3 separate regions of the Mus musculus genome follow, and regions 1 and 2 are each linked to region 3. The links are chromatin loops, found by intact Hi-C in ENCODE. Cell type or tissue: left cerebral cortex. All regions are shown on one strand.

Region 1 (8,000 bases), 91 kb after region 3:
TTCCCTTTCTGGAAGAGTGTTTTTGAGCCCCCACCTCCACAGCTCCCTAAAAGTTGCTGCCCAGCACCAAAATAAAATGTTTCTGAAAATTAACAGAACACCAGAGGCTTGAACAGGTCTGTAACCCTATCATTTGGGAGGCTGTGGCAGGAGATTTTGAGTTATAAGCAAGTTTGCTACATGGTGAAACTTTGTCTCAAAAAAAAAAAAGATATCTTGTCCAACTGACAAATAATGTTTATTCAGTGTTCTATGGCAAACAAATGCAAAGTATGAGCTATATACTTTATAAACTTTAAATAGCAAACCAATTGTAATGACAATCCGATATACAAAGTTAAGAGTTAATACATTTTTTTTTGTTTGTTTCTGCATCAGAAGAGATCAAACCTAGGGCTTAGAGCATGTTAGGCAAGCACCCTCTGAGATATATATCCCCACAGAAATTATTAAAACTATCCCCACTTTAAAGAAAAGACCAGGACAAACAGTAACTAAGCAATTTGTCCCAGGGTAAATCAGAGCAAGATTGGAACTCAACAGTCTAGCTCCAGAAGCTTTTTTAAAACAGGACTTTCTTTTACAAAACTTTCTGTGTTTTTTTTTTTAAGCATCAATTGTGCTATCCTTCTTTGCCTTATATCACTGGAGAGATGTACTCCGTAGGAAATTACTTTTTTGGTTGAGTAAATTAAAAAATACTTAGCCGGGCGTAGTGGTGCACGCCTTTAATCGCAGCACTGGGGAGGCAGAGGCAGGCGGATCTCTGAGTTCGAGGCCAGCCTGGTCTACAGAGTGAGTTCCAGGACAGCCAGGGCGATACAGAGAAACCCTGTCTCGAAAAAAACCAAACCAAACCAAAACAAAACAAAACAAACCAAAACAAAACTATGCAGCAGTTAAGGTGCTACTTAAATGGGTGTAAGGAAGAGTTAATGTGATTCTTGAAATTTTTATTGCAAAATTCTGCATGTGTGAAGTAAAAACTGTAAACAGCACTTTACCAACCATCATATGGGATCGATGATAACATTAACCAAATTACCTAGCACTAATCAGCACTTGAAAAAACCCAACTCTTTATGACTAGAGGAAGCAAGATGTGGTAGTACTTATCTCTAATTCCACAACTAAGGAGATCTCTCTGAACTTGGGGGCTAGCCTGATCTACAGAATCCAGAACAGCCTAGGCTCCTAAACAGAAAGACCCTGTCAAAAACAAAACAAAACAAAGACTAGGGGTAGCTCAATTGATAGACTATTTGTCCAGAATTTAGGAAGCCCTAGGCAAGGCCAAAGACAGCCTGGGCTACTTGAAACTCTGTCTTAAAAATATAATTAAAAATAGGCCGGGCGTGGTGGCGCACGCCTTTAATCCCAGCACTCGGGAGGCAGAGGCAGGCGGATTTCTGAGTTCGAGGCCAGCCTGGTCTACAAAGTGAGTTCCAGAACAGCCAGGGCTATAAAGAGAAACCCTGTCTCGAAAAACCAAAAAAAAAAAAAATATATATATATATATATAATTAAAAATAATTACACAACTAAATACAAATCAGTCATGTTTCAGCTTCCCCTTTTAATTCTAAGCAAGACAGTGTTCATGCTCTATCAGTGCTCTATTTGAAACCTTGGAGGCAGCTACATCTTTTAGGTCAATCAATTCCCATTTCAGCTTCATGTAACATGGATTTGTTGATTTTTATTTTATGTGTATGAGTGTTTTGCCTACATGTATATATGTGTACCATGCATACATGGTACCCATAGAGGCCAGAAGAGTTCTCATATACCCTGGAACTGGAGTTACACAAATGGTTCTGAGCCACCATGTGTGTGCTATCGTGTGCCAACCCCACACACACATACACACACATACACACACACACACACACACACACACACACCTACACAACCTCCAGAAAAAAAAGAACATGATATATCAAGTGTAGTAGCTGCCTAGTCCTATAATTCACAGTAGCACTCAAGAGGCAGAGACAAGATTAGGAGTTGAAGATCAGCCAAGTTAAAGGAGACCCTGTCTCAAACTGAGACTTGTAGAGAGGGAAAAAATGACATCAACTACATTTTCTTTGAATACTTATAATCAAAAGCTAACATCCCAAGACCATTGTGTTTTTGTTGGTGGTATATAAACCACTGACCCAAGCAGGGGTGAAAACAGTCCTCCTTGCTGCTCTCCACGTTTTCCCCCAGAAAGTGGATAGGCTGCCTTGACTGACTGAAGGCAACAGCTGCCTAAGCTATGAAAGAAATGCACCTTACTTCTTACACCATTCTTTAGACTGCCAAGAAAAGCTAAACCTTAAAGATCTTCCATTATTTCCAGAAACTTTGTTAAAAAAAGAAGCTAGTTGTGGTGACACATGTCTATAGCACCAGCATTCAGATGGGTCAGTGGGATCACACATTCAAGTTGATCCTCACTCAGTTACGTGAGATTCCACCCCAAAGAAATTATTAGGGTTGGTGAAATGTCTGGAGGATAAAGGAACCTGACACCAAGCATCCGGACTTGAGTTCTAACCGTGGGACGGGAACAGATTCTCTCCCATGTCCTAATTGTTCTGACTTCCATACACCTGGCCTTAGCAGGAGCAGGGGCCTGCCCTTCACCACCTAACACAATGAAATGTATGTAAACAGAAAAATGGAATGCAATAAATAAAAAATCTACACTACAGGTTACCATGAGAGTATCAAAATTACACGGGAATGCAATTAATTCATGTTGTTCTGATTCCTGTCTCCATTTAAGCCTTCTCAGTCCCCACTAATTCCCATCAAGTACCTTAATTAAACAAGGCTTACTGAGCACCTCTGTTTATAGCAGACACCACCATAGGTAATGAAGGGATAGAGATAAGAAAGTACCTACACACAAGCACCTCAAAGTCTAGAGTGAAAGATAGTCATTTTTAATTCATTATGACAAACATATTTATTACAACTACCTCCAAGCTTTTCATTCAACCCAAAGAGCTGAAAATTCTCTGGAAGACAAAATTTCATTAATAAGCAAACGAAGGTTGAGGCAAATCCCAGAAGTTAAAAATAAAGAGCAACAGGACGTGGTAGTGCATGCCACTAGACCCAGCACTTTGGAGGCAGAGGCAGATCTCTGTGAGTTCAAGGCCAGCCTAGTCAACAGAGTTCCAGGACAACCAGAGCAACATGGAGAAAGCCTGTCTCAAAATAAACAAGCAAGCAAGCATGACTGGCGATGAGCTCAATGGCAGAGAACTTGCCTTGCCTGTGTGAGGCTCCTAGTTCAATCCCCAGCACTACAAAAGGGAAAAAAAGAGACTAATGGAACGGCAGTGGCATGTACCCTGCTTTTAGGGCTAAGATATCTATGCCAGCATATTCAGCTCTCACTTGCTCTAAAGAAACTGGTCTTTTATATACACTGTCCGAACTTGGTGCCTGTAAGTAACTACGAAAACACTCCTGCCTAAAGCAAGTCTTCATTTATTTTAGTCCCAGCTGTTATGTCCATTCTCTTTGGGTAATGGCAATGTACCCCTGGTTAAATTCATTGACTCTGTACTCAATCAGACCAGGGTCAATCTTGACCTCCACCAATTAAATAATGAGATGTTTAAGCAAACCCCAGCTTCTTTGTCTCAAATTCATTTTTAAAAAATGGTTATTAGAGACTAAGTAGTCTATGCAAAATGCTTAGCACACAGTAAAATAAAACAATGACAGGGAGGGTAAAGGATGGGAAGACCTACAAGATACTAACAGAGGGCCGTCACCTACCACAATAGAAAGCAATAAATTATACACAGCTAAATATTTTGATATTGCAATTGATAGTGATCTAAGCCGAATTTATCTGCCTGCATCCTGTCTCATCTACCCCTAGGAACAATTATTTGATAAACCTAAGGCTGGCATGTGATTACAGGAAGCTTTCCCCTTTCTAAGATTTCCAAGAGTCCCAATTTTAGACCAGCTGAAACCATGATGAGCACCCCCCCCCTCCATACCGGAATCCTAAGAAAGGCACTAGCACTCTATCTAACCAACCACACACACCTGAAACTCAGACCCACTACCTTACTCACGTAACAAAGAAACTAACTGAATTCCATATAAAGCAAACAAGGAAAGAAAATCTATACATTTCATACTCATTTGTCATCATTTTCACCCCAAAACCAAAATAAGCACAAAAAATAAAAATAATAGCAAAATAAAAGATTTACTTATCTGTACTCTTTCCTGTAATTCCAGAAAGAACCAAGGAAGGAGAAGTAAAAGACAAAAATCTTCCATCTTATCACCTCAAAAGGCTCTTCACTATACGGCAGGCCAAACAATACCTTAGTTTGTAAATAGTTCTGGACCCTAATGCTGCGCAACACGGCTACACAAAGCTCAGTTTCCAAGCCGGACCCAGATCACCAGCAGTCATCCAGAACCTATTTTCAAACTGCCTTTGTACTCCTCCTTCAGACTCTCATCCCTCCCCCTAAAGGTTGAGTGAGAAACCGACACTGTGGCAGCAACAAACCGACCCTCCAAAGACACACTGAGAAATCTCCTTGGAAAAGCATTTCAAAGGAAAATTGAAAAATTGGAAATGAAAACTATAGCCCAACACACTGTACATATTGTCTTTTGTCTTTCTTATCAATTACTTATTTTAATTCTGAGGTCCACTCGTCAAATTTTTTCCTGTAATCCTTGCCTAAATTATATGGAAAGGAAAAGAGGAACAAAACTTGTTTCCTCCAGAAGCCACAACCGCACAAGGACAAAATCATCACACAAGGAATGTCTTCCCAGTAGAAAAATATTCAAGGAAATATTCTAGTCTAAAAAAAATGGGGACAGGGACTATGAAATCAAAAGATTAAAGATTCATATCAGTTTAAAGGTAATGAGGAGCTTAGATATTAAGACCCATCTTGATACAATTAGAGCAATATCTATTCCAGCTCTAATTTCCATGCTGATTTCCATTTTAAAAGAAGAAAGTACCTATTTTCCAGCTACTGAAGAGTTGGCTATATAATTATCTAGGATCTGCACATTTCCAAGAATGCATATAAAAAAATCAAAACCAAGCAAACCTTAAGGTCAATTATAAAACATGAACCAGTCACAAGCCTTTAGCTTTAACAGAGTTCTAACTTAGTGGTAAGTTAATTGAGCAGGCAAACAAACAAAAGACACCTCAAAAAAGCATCATTCCAGTGGCTTAAAAATAAAATTCCCTTTGTGCTTTCTCAAACATGCTTTGCAAACTCCAAGTTTTCATTAAGTGGTTTCTCTTCACCCGTCTATTTACAACCTACAAACCTTTCAGAGACCAAAAGGACTGAGAAAAGACTTTCAGGTGTTTTGCTGTTTCACTCCGGTCAACAGAAAGTATGATTAGAATTTCCTTATCCCTTTAAAGGCCAAACATTACCATATCAGTAAGTTTAACACACACCTTTACAAATCTGTGCCACTAAAACGACTTTTAGTACAAAAAGGAAGGAAGGAAGGAAGGAAGGAAGGAAGGAAGGAAGGAAGGAAGGAAGGAAGGAAGGAAGGGCAACTCAAGTTAACGTAGATCCATTTGTTTTCACAAGGCAAAGCAAAGAGCCTCCTAGGCAGGCAGGCAGGCAGGCAGGCAGGCAGGCGACAGCGGCTCCCACCCACCACCACACCTGGAAAAGTGAAAGAGGGATCCACCCAGGAACTGCAGCGCTGAAACCCTTCTGGGCCGTTCACGTTCAGAAGGAAAAAACAATACCATTGAAACTCGAAAGCTTCCTGCAACTTCCCACTGCCACAAATTCAAAGGTGAGGGGGCTAAAAGTTCCGAAACATGGTAAGAGCCATCTGTACGACCAGCTTCCGACCAGGGCAGAGTCCTTCCCCAACCCACACACAACATGCCCCCCCCCCCAAACAACTTTTTGAGCTCTGAAAAATAAGAGTATGTTAGCTAAATCCAGGGAAAAAAATAATATAAAAGTACACACAAAAAAAGGAATTTACACAACTTCTACCCCTGGTTCCAACCAGCTTCCGGTATTACACCTAGAAGTTTGTTTCCAGGTCTTGTACGTTTTACCTTTTCCTTAACTAAATAAAATACCAAGAAACCTCCAAAGTATTAAAAGTGAAAAAAATAATTGGTTAAAATTCACCGTCAGCACTAACAGGCTTTCTCACCCTTTTAAAAGTCCCTCCAGTTACCATTAAGAAAAAAATTCCACTTGAGTTACCCCTTTCCCAATACACACATTTTTAATAAAAGGAAAAAAATTTAAAAAGCACACACCTCAAATGTGGACTTCTAAAGCCAGTCCTTTAAGAAACAAACCCAAAGCTTCACCAATGTGCTGAGAAAGACAAATCCAGCGAGGTTCGCCGCCTCTTCCTCTTCCTCGTTCCAGGATCTTTCCTGCCTTTCTCCTCTCCCTCCGTGTCTGTCTCGCTCGCTGGCTCTCCCTCCCTCCCTCTTGATCGTCCTCTTTCTCTCTCTCTCTCTCTCCCTTTCCCTCTCTCCCTCTCTCCCTCTCTCTCCCTCTCTCCTTTTCCCCTCAGATCCAACACCTAAAATGGAAGTTGCACCCAGCCAAAGGCAAGGCAGCCTGGGTGGTGACAAACTGATCTGGCAGCCCTACCCTAGCTTTCCTAAGTGATGTCAGCCCCTGCGAGCTTCCAATAGGAACCAGGCATAAATCAGGGAGCTGACCTTATCCAATAGGAAACTTTATTATAGGAAATTAAAAAAAAAAAAGGGAGAGAGAAAGACGAGGAAGTTTTATACATATATATTATATGTATATTTAAAGCGGAGACTATACAATCTCTGAGGAATTACTGCAGATCTGGGGGGAGGTGGGAGGTGCTAAATAACAAAGCATTTTAGAACGGCACGCCTAAGCCTCAGTTCTCTTTGATGAGGGTCTTGTTCCCTTTCCCTACCTATCTGGGTGGGAAAACAGAAAAGAGCTTACTTTCTTTACTTGCTGCGGTTTGGTTTGCTGCTTTCTTCCCCAAAGCGTTTTCCCAAAGGAAGTCAGGAAAGAAGGAAGGAAATCCCAGAAACTGGACTATATGCTGACTGGGATGGTAGGAAATATCTGAGACAAACTCAATTTCATTGTTTTGGCTTAATTGAATTAAAAGCTAATGGAGAAAATAAATGCTTAGACTTCTTAATAGTTTGTTAGCCTTTCTTCTCTAAACTAAAAGGAAGCAGAATCCACTGAGCCCTTGAGGACCAGCACTATCTTCCCATCAAAACAATATGGGTTTGCCTGGGACAATAGGCAGAATCCAATAAACAAAGAGTGTAGACTAGTTAAGAATATCATCGTTAAAATAATTAAGAGAATGCTATTGTTTAGTCAACCCAAAATTACCTGCCTTTTTTATTTGACCTAAATAAAATATTATAGGGGTTTTCCTACGAATTCCTTTAAAGTTTATGAGGGGAAGGGGCTGTGTTTGTTGTTGAATTTTTTTTCTTTGGTGGGGAGGTTGCTTTGTTTTGTTTAAGATAGGATTTCACTCTACCCCAGGCTGGCCTCAAACTCAAAAACCCCATGCCTCCGACTTCTGAGTTATAGGGTTGAAGGTATATTACCACCTGGTAAAACTGGTATTAGTTATTCACTAATTACTAAACGAAGATAATGAGTTAGAAGGTCTCTCCTTATATATTTTTAAATTAGATTTCTTTGTGTGTGCATGAGTGCACATGTACTACAGCAGTCATACTCAGGTCAGAGAACAATTTGCAGGGATCAGTCCTCTCCTTCCTCCATATGGGCCCAGGGGTTAAACTTTGGTCATTATCTTGGTGGTGACCTCTTCTAGCCCTATTTTTAATTTATTTTTATTTTATTTTATTATTTGAGACAGGGTCTAATTATGTAGCCCTGACTGACCTAGAACTCTTGATATCTAGACCAGGCAGGCTGGCTTTGAGCTCACAGAGATACCCCCTGTGTCTGCCTCCTGAG
Region 2 (8,000 bases), 95 kb before region 3:
GGTTTTTTTGTTTTTAAAAAAAAAAAAAGCCTAAGGGGGCTAGAGAGATGGCTCAACAGCTAACAGAGGACCTGGGTTTGACTCCCAGCACCCAAAACTTTAATTTTGAATATTAAAACTGTGTTCTTTATCTATCAAGCTGGGTTGTAACAGGCTAAAACACCAGTTTCAAGAGACTCAATGCTCTCTTCTGTCTTCTGGGGACACTGCACACGCATGGCGCACAGTCGTAGATGCAGGCAAAACACACATACACATATAATAATAAAACAAAAGTTAAAAGTATAAATTCTAGCTTAGTGAATTTCATACTAAGTTGAGAACTTTGACAAGGTAAAAACTAAAATCAACCTTTGCAATATTTTACCTGTGTCATCAGCTTCCTCAGACAGAGCATTAAGAAACTCGGGAACAAGGCTAAGCAACAGACACACAGTGGCCCAAAAGGCATATTCTTTCTTCATTTTGTAAGTCATTTCTGAAATACAGAACACAAACATGCTTAATAAGCAATCAGTGTGGCTGCATCTGTAGGCTAGCAGGGTTCTCAAAAGCTTCCGGGTGAATTTACTACGTCACATGTAATGCATCTCCCAAGCTGCTGACAGTTCTAAAGGTCACCTTTAAGACATGAACGTGAAGCATCTAGGGTTACAAACACATCTGAACATGTAATAGCATTCAGCAGGAGGCCATCTTGTAGCCTTGAAAACACAAGGTAAACGGAAAATGTTTGAGAGATGGGTAAATGCAGGTTGATATGAGTTGGTACTATCTCTCGTATGTGGAAATAAATAGAAGTACTGGTGGGGAGGGAAGGTCAGAATGATGGCTTGATGCTGTAAATGCAACCTAAAATGAATGAATAAAAAAACTGGTTCGGCAGGCAGCACATACTAGCTGGACTGAGGCCCCTGACATGTATATACAGCAGAGGACTGCCAGGTCTGGCTTCAGTCAGAGATGCCACACATAACCCTTGAGGGACTAGAGGTCCCAGGGAGTGGAGAAGTGGGGGTGGGGGGATCCTCTTTGAGAGGGGACTTCGGGAAAGAGGAAGGAATGGGATGAGGAACTGTCAGAGGCAGACCAGAATGGGGTAACAACTGGACTGTAAAAAATCATTAAAGACCCATGGAAGGAGTTACAGAGACAAAGTTCAGAGCTGAGAAGGAAGGAAGGACCATCCAGAGACTGCCCCACCCGGGGATCCATCCCATAATCAGCCACCAAACCCAGACACCATTACATATGCCAGCAGGATTTTGTTGACAGGACCCTGATATAGCTGTCTCCTGTGAGGCTATGCCACCGCCTGGCAAATACAGAAGTGGATGCTCACAGCCATTTATTGGATGGAACACAGGGCCCCTAATGAAGGAGCTAGAGAAAGTACCCAAGGAACTGAAGGGGTCTGCAACTCTATAGGAGGAACAACGATATGAACTAACTAGTACCCTCCAGAGCTGTGTCTCTAGTTGCATATGTAGCAGAGGATGGCCTAGTAGGCCATCAATGGGAGGAGAGGCCCTTGGTCTTGAGAAGATCATATGCCCCGGTACAGGAAAATGCCAGGGCCAGGAAGCGGGAATGGGTGGGTTGGGGAGCAGGGCAGGAGGGAGGGTATAGGGGACTTTTGGGATAGCATTTGAAATGTAAATGAAGAAAATATCTAATTAGAAAAAGTGTGAAAAATGTAAATAGTAAAAAAATCATTAAAGATTATATATAATATTTTATATGATTTTGTATATGTACACAAAATATTATATATATAATTATATATAATATATTACACACATATATGTATATATAATATATATACTAAAATAATAAAATACCTGCTTATTATACTTGTTATATTAGTATGTTTTTAAAAACTGGTTTGGGTATAAACAGGTTGCACTTTCCATGCCACTCAGCAACTTTGCTTTCTTAGTCAGAACTCTTATTTTCCAATTATTTTGTTGTTCTTGACGTCAACATTCTGAAGGCAGCTCTCAACTTTGTCTCTCTTTCCTCTTGCTTTGGTCCCTCCTTCAGAAGGAAGCATTGTCACAAATCCCCTCCTTGTCTCTTGTGGTATTTGTTTGAGAACTCCCGTTTCCTAACCAGGTTTTCTGCGAGATAAGCACTGAGTAGCTGAACACAATGGACCCCAGCCACTCCCTCCCTGCAGCTCATCAAGTCACCTTTCCCTGGTTTAAGGAGTTGTCCGCCTTTAAGACAGGCAAGTGATGAGCCAGCCCTTTTGCAGCCCGAGGGAAATGGATTCCCGTAGGAAGTGGGACATTTCCTGTTTCAGAAAGATTTAAAGATCTGGATCTTAAAAGGAAAAGAAGTTGAAAAACATGTAGCTTTAAAAAACAAAATACACACACACACACACACACACACACACACACACACACACACACACACACACAAAGACTTCCTCTTTGCACTCAAAGGGGAAAGGAAACGATGCCGGACCGGGAAAGGACCGGGAAACGGGATGTTGAGGCTTCAGAGTCAGCGCAAATGCGTGATCTACAGCTACCCCTTCAAATGCCTGTCTTTGTATCATATACGTTATTGTCTCAATTTTTACTTCTATAACAGAATAACTAAGACTGCATAATTTTTAAGTTATAGAAATTTCTGTCATAATTCTTGATTCCAGAAACTGCCAAATCAGAATACTGACAAATAGAAAATACATAAATATTCTGAGTTCCATGCCAGCCTGGTCTACAGAGTGAGTTCCAGGACAGCTAGGGCTACACAGAGAAACCCTATCTCAAAAAAAAAAAAAAAAAAAAGAAAGAAAGAAAGAAAGAAAAGAAAAAGAAAAAGAAATAAAAAAGGCATGGGTGGACTGAAATACATGAATAGTGAAGTAATGTGTGCCCATTGAAAATGTTACAAATTTATAATTCATACAACATACCTCATGCCATTATGAGAGTCTGATCCACACATGTGATTATAAAGAGTATTTCTACTAAACATCTAGGTTTTAATTTGATTTTTTTCAAATACTTTCGGAGACGCTTTGATTCCATTTGGTTCCACGGGAAGTCCGTTGCAGCTGTGTTTTGAATGTACTGGGAGGTAAGGTTTTTGTCTGCCTGGTTCAGAATGCCGGCTTAGGTAGAATGCCTGCTAAAAACTCAAGAATAGAGACTCTACGTCTACCAAGTTAATCCTATTTAAAGGCTGCAGCTTAAAAAAATCACTTATTTAGTCATCTAGTCTGTGCTTGGTTCCAACGTAGTCAAAACCAGCTTAGATGAATTCGGTCAAAATGTCACTAACCACGTTCCAGACAATGTGGAGCTACCTGGGCCTAGAAGGACTGATTTGTATTAATCTCAGAAACAGCTAGAACCAAGTGACTGAGCACCATCAGGGATCTCTAATCGCTTTATTCTCTGTCTCAGGACAGCCTCTTCCTTTTTTCCCCTCCACACAGCATAGAATATGAGCCTCACCATTCCTGGATTCTGAGCCATTGAAAGAGTTCGGCTACTTTCTTAATACACCAGGTCCAAACAGCCAGTAAATAGCGCTGGCAATTTCAATTTGTAAACACTGGAACCTCTCACTGGAGTTCCTTTAAAATGGGACACAGTGGGGACCTGCATGGATTTCATGAACTGCAAACCTGACTCAAATGATGCTAAAGCTACAAGGGATCTGGCATAAGCAAAGGCAATATCCAAACCATGACTGATCCTTTTTTTATGAGAACGTATGTATCTGTGTCTGTAGTAGCAGGGTGGGGTGAGAGTGGCAGAAGAGGGTGGGGGAGGTCATGAAGCTGGAGTTACAGGGGCTTGTACGCAGCCTGATATGGATGCTGGAAGGCAAACTCTGATCCTCTGAGAAAGCATCAATGGCTCTTAACAGCCTAGTCATCTCTGCGGCCCCAAACAAACATGGCCAGGCTTAAAATAAAAGTATGTGTGTGTTGGCATAGAGGATAAATAGATAGTCCTTAAAAGAATGGGATTCTTATGTAAATCGATGCATTATCAGATACATAGTTTACCAATATGTCCTTGGTTTCTTGCTTGAGGTGAACTGAATGGTTTTGTCCCCCATTAAACCCCCAGGGTGTGCTGCTTTTCCCAGAACAATACAACTAACTTGTTACTAGACTCTCAGAAAAGACTGTGGTAGCAGTTTGAATATCTATCACCCAGATGAATATGTTTGTGACCACACTGATGGCCAGAGGACTCAGAGATCAACATCTTCCTGTGCTTCAGTCGTGAGACTGTTACTGGAATCAGTGACACTGTCTGAGTGTCAGCCATCAGACAACAAGACCCCTATATACGTAGAATACAAGGCCTCATGGAAGCAGACCTTTACAAGCTGCTGAAGACATGGCCACAGTTGAAAGAGCATTAAATATACCCACTCCACTCCTGTGATCCCAACTTCACCCAGCTTTCAACATCACCCTGGATCTCAAATTCAGTATGTGATTTAGTCTTATTATGACAGATGTTGACAAAAAATACCTCAAATCTAAAGTTATGACAGAAATACCTGAAAACACTGTTATAGAAAAAAATGCACACAGAGCCCTAGCCTCTTCCTTCTTCACCCCATGATCTTCCCTCTCCAGAAATAGCTCACCAATGGAACAAATCAGTGTGTTTCCATCTACAACTTGCGGATGCTGTTACACATGTATATACTGTAATATTCTGCATATGTAAATAGGAAGCATATGTATTGTGTATAGATTTTTTAAATGTGCGGTTTCATTGAGGAAGCTTTCTCTTGGAATATTAAATGATAAATACTCAAAAATCCTCACAAAACCAACATCCCTGACTGTCACACGTAATAAGGCATGCCAAGAATATAGGGGGACTGACGTTCTTTTGATTCATATTCCTCTGTTTTATCCACTTCCTCCCATCTACATCCATTTTAGCAGACAGCAGAGTGAGAGGATGGGAGGCCTGCCAGTGTCTGAGCTATTATTCAGGGATGTATATTTAACCTAGTAAAAATAGAGACGGATTCAAGACCCAAACTGGTTAAAAATATACCCATCTGTCCCCAGAACAAAAACTTTACTATTAAGATGACAATATTCCTCAGTGTAGTCTACATATTTCATGTAACCTCTATACAAATCCCAGGTAAATTTTTTTTGTCAACATTGATAAGGAAATCTTAAAATTCATGTAGAGATTCTAGCTATTTACCACAGCTTAAGCAATCCTATAGAAAAGCAAGGTTGAAAGACTCATACTTTTTGATCTATGTGGGTGTCTTTGTCACATGAACAGATAAAGAAAATATGTCACGAGGCTGGAAAGATGGCTCAATGGTTAAGAACACTGGGTGCTCTTCTAGAGGACCCAGGGTTGATTCCCAGCACCCCCATGGCAACACATAACTGTCTGTAACTCCAGTTACAGGGGATCTGACACTGACATACATCTGTGTGCTAAGACGGTATTAGCAAGCAAAACACCAAGGCATATAAAATTTAAAAAGAGAGAGAGAGAGAGAGAGAGAGAGAGAGAGAAAATAAAGAAGAAAATAGGCCACATATGTATAATGGAGTTCTTATTCATCCACAAAGAGTGAAATCAAGTCAGTCCCAAGAAAACGGATACCCATGAAAACCATCGTGTTAAGTAGACGAAGCCAAGCAAATGCATAGAAAACAGCAAGGGCAGCCTAAGAGCAGGATTAACAAACAAGGGGAGGGGGGCTGAGTAAGGAGTGGACAGGAAGTTGCATGGCGGGTGGATCTGGATAAGTGTTGACATATGTATACATGAAATTGACAAAGAAAATTCCACTCGTTGGCATATTCAATGTGCTAATCATATGCAAAAGGTGAAGACAACTCAAAGCTACAGTAATCAATGTATTTGGCAGCTGTATGGATTCATGGAGAACTGAGAGAGTCATTAAGCAGATCTTTGTCTACAAACAACTGACAGTGTCAAATATTTCAAGACCACTCAGTAGGGAAATGTTTATCTTTTCAGCTAAAGATGAGGTGCTCAGCTCTAAATGAGATATCTATAGCAAGGCCCTCCCAAGACTACGGGATCCTCATGGAAGTGGGGGGGGTGGGATTTGAGGAATAGCTTTCTAATACATTCCTCGTGAAAAGGATTACTCATGAATGGACATGATACAACTAGACACTCTCGGGTCTGGTCCAGCATCCCTGCAGTGAAGCAGTGTATACATTGTCATCTGTAAATTATCTAGGAAATTCATATATTAATCTTACACATGAGCCGCTGTGTTGATGCATGTATTTAATCACAGCACTCAGAAGACAGAAGCAGGCAGATCTCTGTGAGTTCAAGGCCAGTCAAGTTTACAAAAAACGAGTTCCAGGACAATCAATACTACACAGAAAAACCCTGCCTTGGGGATAGGCATGGGGACAGTACAAGCTTGCTACTAATTAAATCTGAGCTTCCTGGTGTATCACTTCACACATATTGTTGATCTTTTAAAAAAACTTTTATAGGCTGGACAGACATGGTGGAAAAACGCCTTTAATCCCATCCACAGAGGCAGGCAGATCTCTATGGCCAGCCTGCTCTACATAGTGATTTCCAGGACAGCCAGAGTTGAATAGTGAGACCCTATCTCAAAAACAAAGAAAGAAAGTTTCATGATGAATATATGTTAGTGAGTACTTTCCTATATCTAGAAGAAGAGAGATTTTACTTTGGCTAATTCTTCACACATGGTCTATGGATGAAAGGCATAAGAGACAAACCTGACTACTAGAAAAGGGGAAACATTTTGGAGAAACATCTTCTGGGTTCACACGATTTTCTCAGCAGCAGTGGCTAATGCTGTTTTCTCTGTGTGTTTATTACTCTATTCACACAATTTGGCTGAGCCTGGTTGGGGGTGGGGGGGGGGTCATACCCACTAAACCACAGGAGTCTGCTTTCTTAAACTATGTGCCTTTTTGTTTGCTGCTTCTCAATTTTGGTGAGTTAGCAGCACACTGATGCCAAGGACAATGAAGGAAAGCAATCAGTACAAAACTAAGGTGTTTGAAGGGAGACGGGTTATATAGCTATTCTCATAATTGTCTCGGGTTTTTTCCTCTATGTTCGGTTTTTGTTGTTGCTGCTGCTGCTGTTGTTGCTGCTACTGCTGCAGCTGCAGAGAGAGGCTGCCTTGACAAATCTTTTCTATGTTCTGAAGTTATCTGAAGTTAAGCAGTATTCTCATCTGAAAATTCCAGAACATTTATAATAACTAAGTGCGGTAAATGAATTGTTAGCAATATTTTCCCCCCTGAGGTCGTCAAGCCGCATTCCCTAGTGTAGGAATGGCTTGCCTCAGGAAGAGGTCTGTGAAGCAGGGCTGTAGTCTCAGGAAAAGAGTATTTTCTGAAAAAATACATTGTGGGAATGCAAACGTTTGGGTAATCCTCCAGGGAAGAGCATGACTGAGAGGCTGCACGTTTGCCACATACCACAGAGCAGTGAGTCCACACGGGGCCTCATTTATCTCCTTGTAACTTCCCTGGGAGCCACATTCCTAGTGCACATGGTCATCGCTTAAAGCAAGATGCGAGCATCAGGCTCCTTGATGACATAGAATTTAAATTGAGCTAAATGGAGCTCTTGCTATAAGATATAGATAAATGTTAACTTTAAAAAATGATACTAGAAGCACAAAAAACATTTCCTATATAACATTGTACCTTTTTTTAGTGATGTCTTCAGAGGGATTTCCTGCCTGATAAGCTGCTGTATCTTGATATTAATGCTGTGTAACTAACCAGGCAGGCATGCTGAGCTGATGCTTGCTGTACGTTATGTACATTCCAATATCAAAAGCCTAGATGGCGAGGAAGAAGCAGAAGGGATCCCGAAAGACATTTGTCTGCGGCACTCTTAAAAGAACTAAGATGTATGGAACAGGTACCAAATTTTAACACAGGAAAATATAAAACTAACAAATGTATTATTTCTGTCTCTGTTTATTTCCCTTGAAAT
Region 3 (8,000 bases):
GGGGTGAAATTCATGTAAGGAGCTGTGTCTCTTCAGTCCAGGGTCCTAGTCCATGACACCCACATTCAGGGTAGGTCTTCTCATCTCAGTTAAGCCTTTCTGGAACCATCTAGAGTCGCGTTTCTATGATGATTCTAAATCCTGTCAAGTTGGCAGTTGAGGTTAACCATTATAGCATATAATCAATATTTTAAATTCAGTAATTCAGTGAGATACATACATGCATACATACATACATACATATATATATATATATATATATATATATATATATATATAATTTTTGGTGTTTGAAATTATAATGTAATTATATGATTTCGCCCCAACCTTGTCCTTCCTTCAACACCTCCCTTTCCATCAATCCCCTTGCTCTCTCTAAAACTCATGGTCTCTTTGTCTTAAATTGTTGCTTTTTTTTTATCAGTACCAAGCCTCTCCATTGTACCTTCTATTCCCAATTTATCTCAATTTAGACTAGACGCAGTTCCTGTGTGTGGTAGCCTCATGGAATCAGTACCTAGTAAAAATGAGCAATAGAAGACTGGAAGTCCCCTCACAGAGTGAAGGTCACCCCTGTCCTTCTCCCAGTGCTCAGGGCTTCCCGAGCTAAACTATGCAATGAAGCCATGCTGTGAGCCACCTGCAGTCTGTCCCTCCATACACATTCTGGGGGTATTGGTTCCAGGACTCACAGGAGTAACAAAATCTGCATTTAAGTCCCGTCTATAAAACAGCTTAGGATTTGCACCCGACCTGTGTGCACCTCCTGTGGACATCCTCTCCGGATTACTAAAGGGTGCCTATGCAATGCAAAAGCCATGTGAAGAGCGATGGACACTCTACTGTTCAGTGAATGATGACAAGAAAAAGTATGTTCGTGAACAGAGACGATTTTTCTTCTTAAAAATTTCCAGTCACTGTTGGTTGAATCTGCAACTGTAGAAATCCATGGCTACAGAAAGCTGACTGTATTTATAACTTAAAGAAGAAGACAGTCATTTCAAGTGGCTTCTGTCCTTTCAAAGCAGGGTCCCCTGTCCTGGGTAAATAAACAAAGCCACACGCAGGTAGTCCACAAGGAGTTCAAGGAGAAAGCTTCAAATTCTTAAACCATAAACCCCAGGAAGAAAGCTTCTACCCCAATCTACATTAAGATCTGTCTCCTGAGAGTCATGTGCCTCAAACCACCCTGCTCCATTCCCTGAAGCTAGTCTTGCTAGCTGTTTCCTCATAGAAGGCTGAAGATCCACCAGACCCTGTGGGCCGTGCCTCGTGCACAATAATCAATTCCCCAACCTTTCACCCTTCTCTGCTTTTCAGATGTGCCCAGATGCGTTGAGTTAATGCCTTTCCCCACTCATTCTGACTCTGGGCCTCTCAAGCACAGGAACTTTGGTTTGATTCCCCCAGAATCCGTGTAAAAGATCTGGGCATTAGGGAGCATACGTGTAATATCATAGCCAGGTAGGGGGCATGGGGGCTGTTGGGCAGCCAGCTTAGACTACTTGACAAACTCAAGGATGGTGAGATACTGCACCTCAAAAAAAGGTGGACAGTGCCCTAAAAATGACATTGGAGGTGAATCTCGTGCATGTACACACACGCATACACTGCACATACAATTTTTTTTTAAAAAAACCCTTATGTCATGGCCTAGTCGGCCATCACTGGAAAGAGAGGCCCATTGGACACACAAAATTTATATGCCCCAGTACAGGGGAACGCCAGGGCCAAAAAGGGGGAGTGGGTGGGTAGGGGAGTGGGGGTGGGTGGGTATGGGGGACTTTTGGTATAGCATTGGAAAAGTAAATGAGCTAAATACCTAATAAAAAATTAAAAAAAAAAAACCCTTATGTCTTGTCCATGATGCCTGGCATACAATAACATACCAATAAATGTGTATTACTGTGGTTTGGTGGCAAATACAGCCTGCACCTGGGGCAGAGCGCAGTCTTGAAAGGCCTCACATTTGAAACTAGAGAAGAATGGCCCACTTACCTGCCGCTCTCCAGTGCCCTAGCATTGTGTCCACGGAGAGCTGCGTGGACACCTAGATTTGTGGCCCAGGAAGTCGGCTGCAGCCTTCAGCCTGTACTCGTGCCCAGCATGCAGTCTTCCCTCTGTGAGCAGCATTTAGTCCCTGGCTATGAAAATGGGAGCACAGACCCAGTCGGGCCCCTTCCTGCTAGAAGCACTACCTCACTTAGTCTGACAGCTTTTAGGATTTTCTTCTGGTCTAGATCTTGGGATTTTCTTTATTTAGCTTTGAAATCAGTCATGTCTTTCAAAATATTTTCTTAGCCTTTTCTGAGTTTAAGGCTGGAATGAGTTTCTATTTCTGCTATGTCTCCCGCTGGTTGAAAGTGTCAGGATGATGAGCTAATATAGATCTGACAAACTAAACGCCCTGCTCCTAGCCAGGTATGGTGGTGTGCTACTGTAGTCCCAGCATTTAGGAGAGTGAGGTAGGAGGACTACCAGAACCCGGGAGCCCAAGACCACCCTGAGCAAGATAGTAAAACCCAGTCTCAAAAATTAATTAACTAGTTAACTCATTATCCAGTCTCTGTTCCAAGTTCATAGGTGAGCTCCCATTTGCTTCAGCTTAGAATTTAAAGGACACAGCCTGGTGTGCAAGTTTCCCAGCAAGAGTTGGTTTTAATCTAGGACTAAGATCCTCGTGCAAAGGGGAATTAGGACACAAAGCCAGACACACAGGGGACCCTGCACTTAGATAAGGCAGAGCTCTAAGTTATGCATCTTCAGAGACCCACTAAGTTCCAGGACAGAGCAAAATCTAGGAGGTGGCACGGTATGGAGCCTCCTTCGCAACACTCAGGAGAAACCAAGCCTGCAGCCGGTTGGCCTCACATCTCCAGTCTCCAGCATTGTGGAAGAGTCAGTATCTGCTGACTAAGCTGCCCAGGAGGAAGCTTGACAGGAACCATAGCAAACTAACCAAGTCCTCACAGTAGCACAACACCACTCTCCTGTGTGCTGCAGTGACTTGCTAAGTCCACCCATGCTCAAGAGAAGAAAAGGCTCAACTCTTGAATGCAAGAGAATGAATTTCTGGCCAGGGTCTAAAACACCACCAGGCTCAGAGGTTCTCTCTGAAACCTCGTGATAAACTTTCTTTTTTAAAAAGCTGATTTCAACTTGATTCCTGAGTTTTGCATTCAACAGTCTTTATTTAAATATATATATATTTAAGATGCACACAGTGGCCCATGCCTGTTATCCTAGTACCTGGGAGGTAAAAGCAGGAGGATCCAGGTGTTCATGACCAGCCTCGGCTATACAATGAGTTCCTGGACAGCCTGGGCTACATGAGACTCTGTGTGTGTGTGTGTGTGTGTGTGTGTGTGTGTGTGTGTGTGTGTGTGTGTGTAATTTTCGGTAATAAACTTTGCAACTCTTCCTATCAGGGACATGTCTTTGGGTTGAAAATGTTAGTTTAACAAACAATTCATTCAAGCTGGATGTGGTTGCACACTCCAGATCTCTGTGAGTTCAAGACTACTGCCGTCTACATTGTGAGTTTCAGGACAGCCAAAGCTATACAGTGAAACTCTACTCAAAATAAAAGATAAGAAATGATTAATTCAATCTGGACAAGGTGGCACATGCTTATAATGTTAGCACTTTGCCACTCAGGAGACTGAAGCAAAGGAGATGATGGTTTGAGGCCAATACGAGATCAATGACAAGGCCCTGTCTTTAAAGAAAAAAAAAAACACACACACACATACACAGAGAAAAGAAGGGAAGGAGAGAGAAAAGGAAAAGGGAGGAGGAAGGAAGGAAGGAGGGAGGGAGGGCCCTTAATGTGCCCAAATTAGCAATGCGTTCCACTTGTATAACATTCAGACATCACGGGGCAGCTCCCCACTGTATATCTGGTGGGGAGAAACTGTGAGAATAGTTTCAAGTTGGTTTCCTCTGGAGATGACTCCTATTCAGCAGGCCGGAGGATCTAGCTTCTATACACGTAGGGAAGATAAAGTGTCCTTGTAACTTCACAGACTCATGCATTCAACAAGAAGGCTTGGAGAGTCTGCTACATACCTCATGCTGAATAATGTTCTAGGATTCGTGTGGTGACTAAGAAAGCCCCAGCCCTCAAGAAACGTACAGTCTTGCATTAAGACTATTTGCCCCAAAATACAGTTTTTTTAAAAAAAAAAAAAAGAAAGAAAGAAAGAAAAAAATTAATGTTTCTGTCTCTCCAACCAAAGCCTTGCTTTCCTGCTGGGCAGCCTCCTTTTCTGAGCACTAGATGGCATATGGAAGCCAAGAGGTCCTGTCTTTGAGGGAGTGACTGGTTTAGGAGGAAGCATACGGTCAGAGGCACAGTTGACTGAAGCTTAATTTTAACATTCTGAGAATACTTTTCTCCCTTTCATGCTGCAGGAGATCTGGGCCAAGGACTGTGAGTGGGAGAAAAGGGAGAGAGAAATGGAAAGCTAAAAATGACAACAAGGAGAGCAACGGTACAGCCTCACTTGAGAAATAACCGTGAAGACACAGCCTGGGGCTGGGGATGGGGCAGGGTGGGCGTATGCAAATGATATGGAAATTGCGTCCACACCCGCTCCAATTTTTACAGTCCTTTTAGTTTACATACTTGAGTGTGGGTCACTGGGTACACCTCCTGGAGTTGGGAACTTAGTCACCGCTATCTTCTCACCACATTTGATCATGGGGGAGACACTTCCCCGCTGCCACCCTTTGCTTTTCCTTTCACACAGCAGAATTGGAGACTGTCTTGGAGGTTTCATCTAGGTTTCACGGACATTCTTGGTTCGGAGAGCAATAATTTCCTTTGCCATCACTATTTTCAAGAAATTAACCCCAGAAGCAGAACACTCAGAAAATCCAGATCATAACAACGACATGGAGTAAAGGGAGATAAAGGGAAAACAAAATCATAGCCAAGTGTTATCCATAGATGAGAGTAGAAAAGCAGATATATCCCCCAGACAACAAGGGGGTTGAGGTCTCCCTGCAATTTTCTAAAATCCAGAGATAGAGAATTGTATCCTGCCCCTGTTTCCATGACATCTTACATGGTGCTAGGGATATATTAGGCTATAAAATTTTTAGTTGATGAAAGGAAAATTTCCCATCTGGATTCTTTTCTAACTAGTAAAGTAGCCAGTACCACAGGCATCCAAGAAGAAATCTTTGCTTTGTTTTTATTTTCATTTGGTGGTGGTGGCAGTTGTTAGAGATAGGGTCTCATTACATAGCCCAAGCTGACCTCAAAGTTGGAACCCTACTGCTTTAGCCTTCCAAATTCTGGGGTTGCATGCATCACTATCTCCAGATCCAGAAAGTTCCTTTTGGAGTTGACTTTTAATATTCTTTCCAAGCCCATGAAAGCTTAAATTCAATTAAATTGAATTCCCTGAAAGTCAGGCTTTTAGCTTCTTACTTCAGTCTGTGTCTGAGGTCATCTTGTATACTGTTCTGTCCCAGCTCTGGTCCCGGTGCAGGCGGGCATCCTTCCTGCCTCAGATTCTCAATCATCCTTTTGTGCCAGTGTATTAAAGTTAACAGCATGTCCATGTCTTTGGTCTTGGGTCTTCCCTGAGACACCTCTGAGCAAGTTTCAGTTTGCTTTTAAGATTTTTTTATTTTCCTCAAAATTATTTCCTTCTATTATTTAACTGATCAATATATTTTTAAAACCACTGGACTTCCAGCCATGTCTTTGAAACTATCTGAAATATGAACCACAAAAGCACTCTGGTCCCTCCTTCAAGGTGCCTAGAGTTTGGTTAATTACTAATATGAACAACAAAAAGATCCTAAGAGGATCACAAGAAGTTAACTTCATTTTAATAGTTATAGGTTTCTTTTAGCTTGCATTGAAAATACAACTCTAATGCTAAATTCATCCATTTGAGGGAACAGTGTCTCATAGGGTGAAACTAGTTTTATTTATCTTTAAGTGGGTTCTTTTTGTTTGTTTTGTTTTGTTCTTCTTTGGTTTGGTTTGTTGTTGTTATTGTTGGTTTTTGTCTTTTTTTTTTTTTTTTAAGACAGGGTTCCTCTACAAAGCCCTGGCTGTTCTGAAATTCATTATGTAAACCACTCCTTCCCTCCATAGCAGCTCAGATTGTCTCAAACCACAAGCCCAAAGTTAGTCCTTCCACCCTTAAATTGATTTGTTAGGTATGTGGTTAGAGCAACAAGAAAAGTAACACTGAGCAATATCAGAAACTTAGACCTGGTGGGCAGAAGAGGTGGCTCAGTGAGTGATAGTGCTTGCTGCTCCCGCAGAGAACCCGGGTTCAGGTCCCAGCACCAACATGATTCTCACAACTCTTGGGAGCCAGATCAATCCAAGGCTTTCTCAGAGGCTATGATGAAAAGAAAAGGCAAATGTTAGCTCTGTGTCCTTGTTCAGGGGCAGACTTGGAGTGGGGGCAGAGCCAGTGCCTCCAAAGGAGTCAAGGTTGCTGATTGGGAGGCAATGACCCTTTTCACTGGGGCTGTGGCTATCAGTCCTAAGGCAGCTAGCTATGTCTAAAGCATCCTGTGTTCTCTGCAGCAACCTTGCCTGACTTATCTCTCTGATGACTCTGGCCTTTTCTTGCCTGCAGATAGTACGCAAGAAGCTGTGTTGCTGAAGAAACTTGGTTGCCATAAGCTTAGGCCAGACCTCCTAGGCTCAGCCCTCTATCTTCTTTATGCCTCATGCCCGGTCCCCTCCTGGACACCTCCCAGTTCAGGGCCCTTACTTCCACAGGTTCAAGTCATACCCCATCTGTAACCACAGTGACAATGGATCAGACAGCCTCTGCAGAGCTCCACAGCACCAGGTGCTCTCATGGTATACAAGCATACAGAAGTATTTTATGTACATACTTGTGCACGTAAAATAAAAGTCAATACATCTTTTAAAAAGGAAAGAAAGAAGGAAAGGAGGGAGAGAAGAAGAGAGGGAGGGAGAGAGAGAGGGAGGGAGGGAGAGAGAGGGAGAGGGAGAGGGAGAGGGAGAGAGAGAGAGAGAGAGAGAGAGAGAGAGAGAGAGAGAGAGAGAGAGAGAGAAGAAAGTTACACCTGGGTTAAGAGACTTACAAGATCAGATTAGTATAAAGAAAATTTTAGGGAACACAAGTACACAAGGTTAATGATTACTTACATCTTTTAACATGCATTAAAAACCACAGCTGTTTATGAGTAGCTTGGTGTTCTTGTGGGATTCTTAACAGTGGGAGTAGAGGCTGTCTCTGACTCTTTTGCCTGCTTGCGGGACCCTATTTCTCCTACCCGGTTGCCTCTTCCAGACCTGATGTGATGTTATGTGTCTGGTCTTGTTGTAGCTTGCTATACCACATTTGGTTGCTGTCCTGGGAGGTCTGCTCTTGTCTAAGGGAAAGTGGAGTGTGGTGGACCTAGGGGAGAGGAGAGGTGGCAGGGAAGCACTGCAGTCAGGATGTAATATATAAGAGAAGAATAAACCTAAAAATAAAAATTTTAAATACAGTTGTTTAACTAAATCCATGTATTTTAGAGACACATGTTTCTTAGTATAAGGCTGGATTTTTGGATTTTTGTTGTTATTCGGTTTTCTCCTGGTTTTTGTCGTTGTTGTTATTGTTGTTCTTTTGTTTGTTTGTTTGTTTGTTTTGGGAGTTGTTTGTTTGTTTGTTTGTTTTGAGACAATGTCTTTCTATGTACTTCTGTCTGTCCTAGAGCTCACTATATAGACCAGGTTGGCCCTGAATTCATAGACAGCCTCCTGCCTCTGCCTCTCGAGTGCTGGGATTAAAGGTGAGCACCGCCACACCTGACAAGCTAGATTTATAAATGAGTCTTTTTAAATATGATATAAATATTACATGTCACATGACCAACCTTTGGAGAGCACTGCTAGACTGTGCTTTGTGCATTACTGAATCATCATCGAATCTATGCGGCCCCTGCCCTTGTAACTGTCACTGAGCTTATAACTTCCCTATACACTGAGCTTATAACTTCCCTATACA

What was found. Hi-C counts contacts between places; a loop is a spot of excess contacts. Peaks named below come from ENCODE experiments on the same cell type or tissue, not always from the same donor. Only the 100,000 strongest peaks of a DNase experiment are listed, where the experiment ranks them.
Region 1: a loop joins it to region 3, with 9 times the contacts of the local background. A loop is called at or near these places in 3 of 42 quality-filtered maps.
Region 2: it touches region 3 in a loop (3.0-fold over the local background); 3 of 42 quality-filtered maps call a loop at or near these places.

Annotation. Positions count from the first base shown.
Region 1 is chr2:84,644,099-84,652,098 of GRCm38, forward strand. Ctnnd1 (catenin (cadherin associated protein), delta 1) reads right to left here and starts at 6,642. Exons shown (of 19, transcript NM_001085450.1): 1 at 6,308-6,642. In left cerebral cortex, a CTCF peak has its summit at 4,510; DNase peaks (open chromatin) are centred at 4,483, 5,715 and 6,647; H3K4me3 peaks cover 3,892 bases; H3K27ac peaks cover 3,375 bases.
Region 2 is chr2:84,457,656-84,465,655 of GRCm38, forward strand. Tfpi (tissue factor pathway inhibitor) reads right to left here. Exons shown (of 9, transcript NM_011576.1): 3 at 368-478. The coding sequence starts at 476. Among named protein-coding and RNA genes, the nearest start is that of Tfpi, 13 kb to the right of the region's middle. In left cerebral cortex, no CTCF peak of the experiment used is centred here; a DNase peak (open chromatin) is centred at 4,960.
Region 3 is chr2:84,552,794-84,560,793 of GRCm38, forward strand. No RefSeq gene overlaps it. Among named protein-coding and RNA genes, the nearest start is that of Gm13710, 50 kb to the left of the region's middle. In left cerebral cortex, a CTCF peak has its summit at 4,286; DNase peaks (open chromatin) are centred at 2,187, 2,341, 2,875, 3,973 and 1 more place; H3K27ac peaks cover 4,333 bases.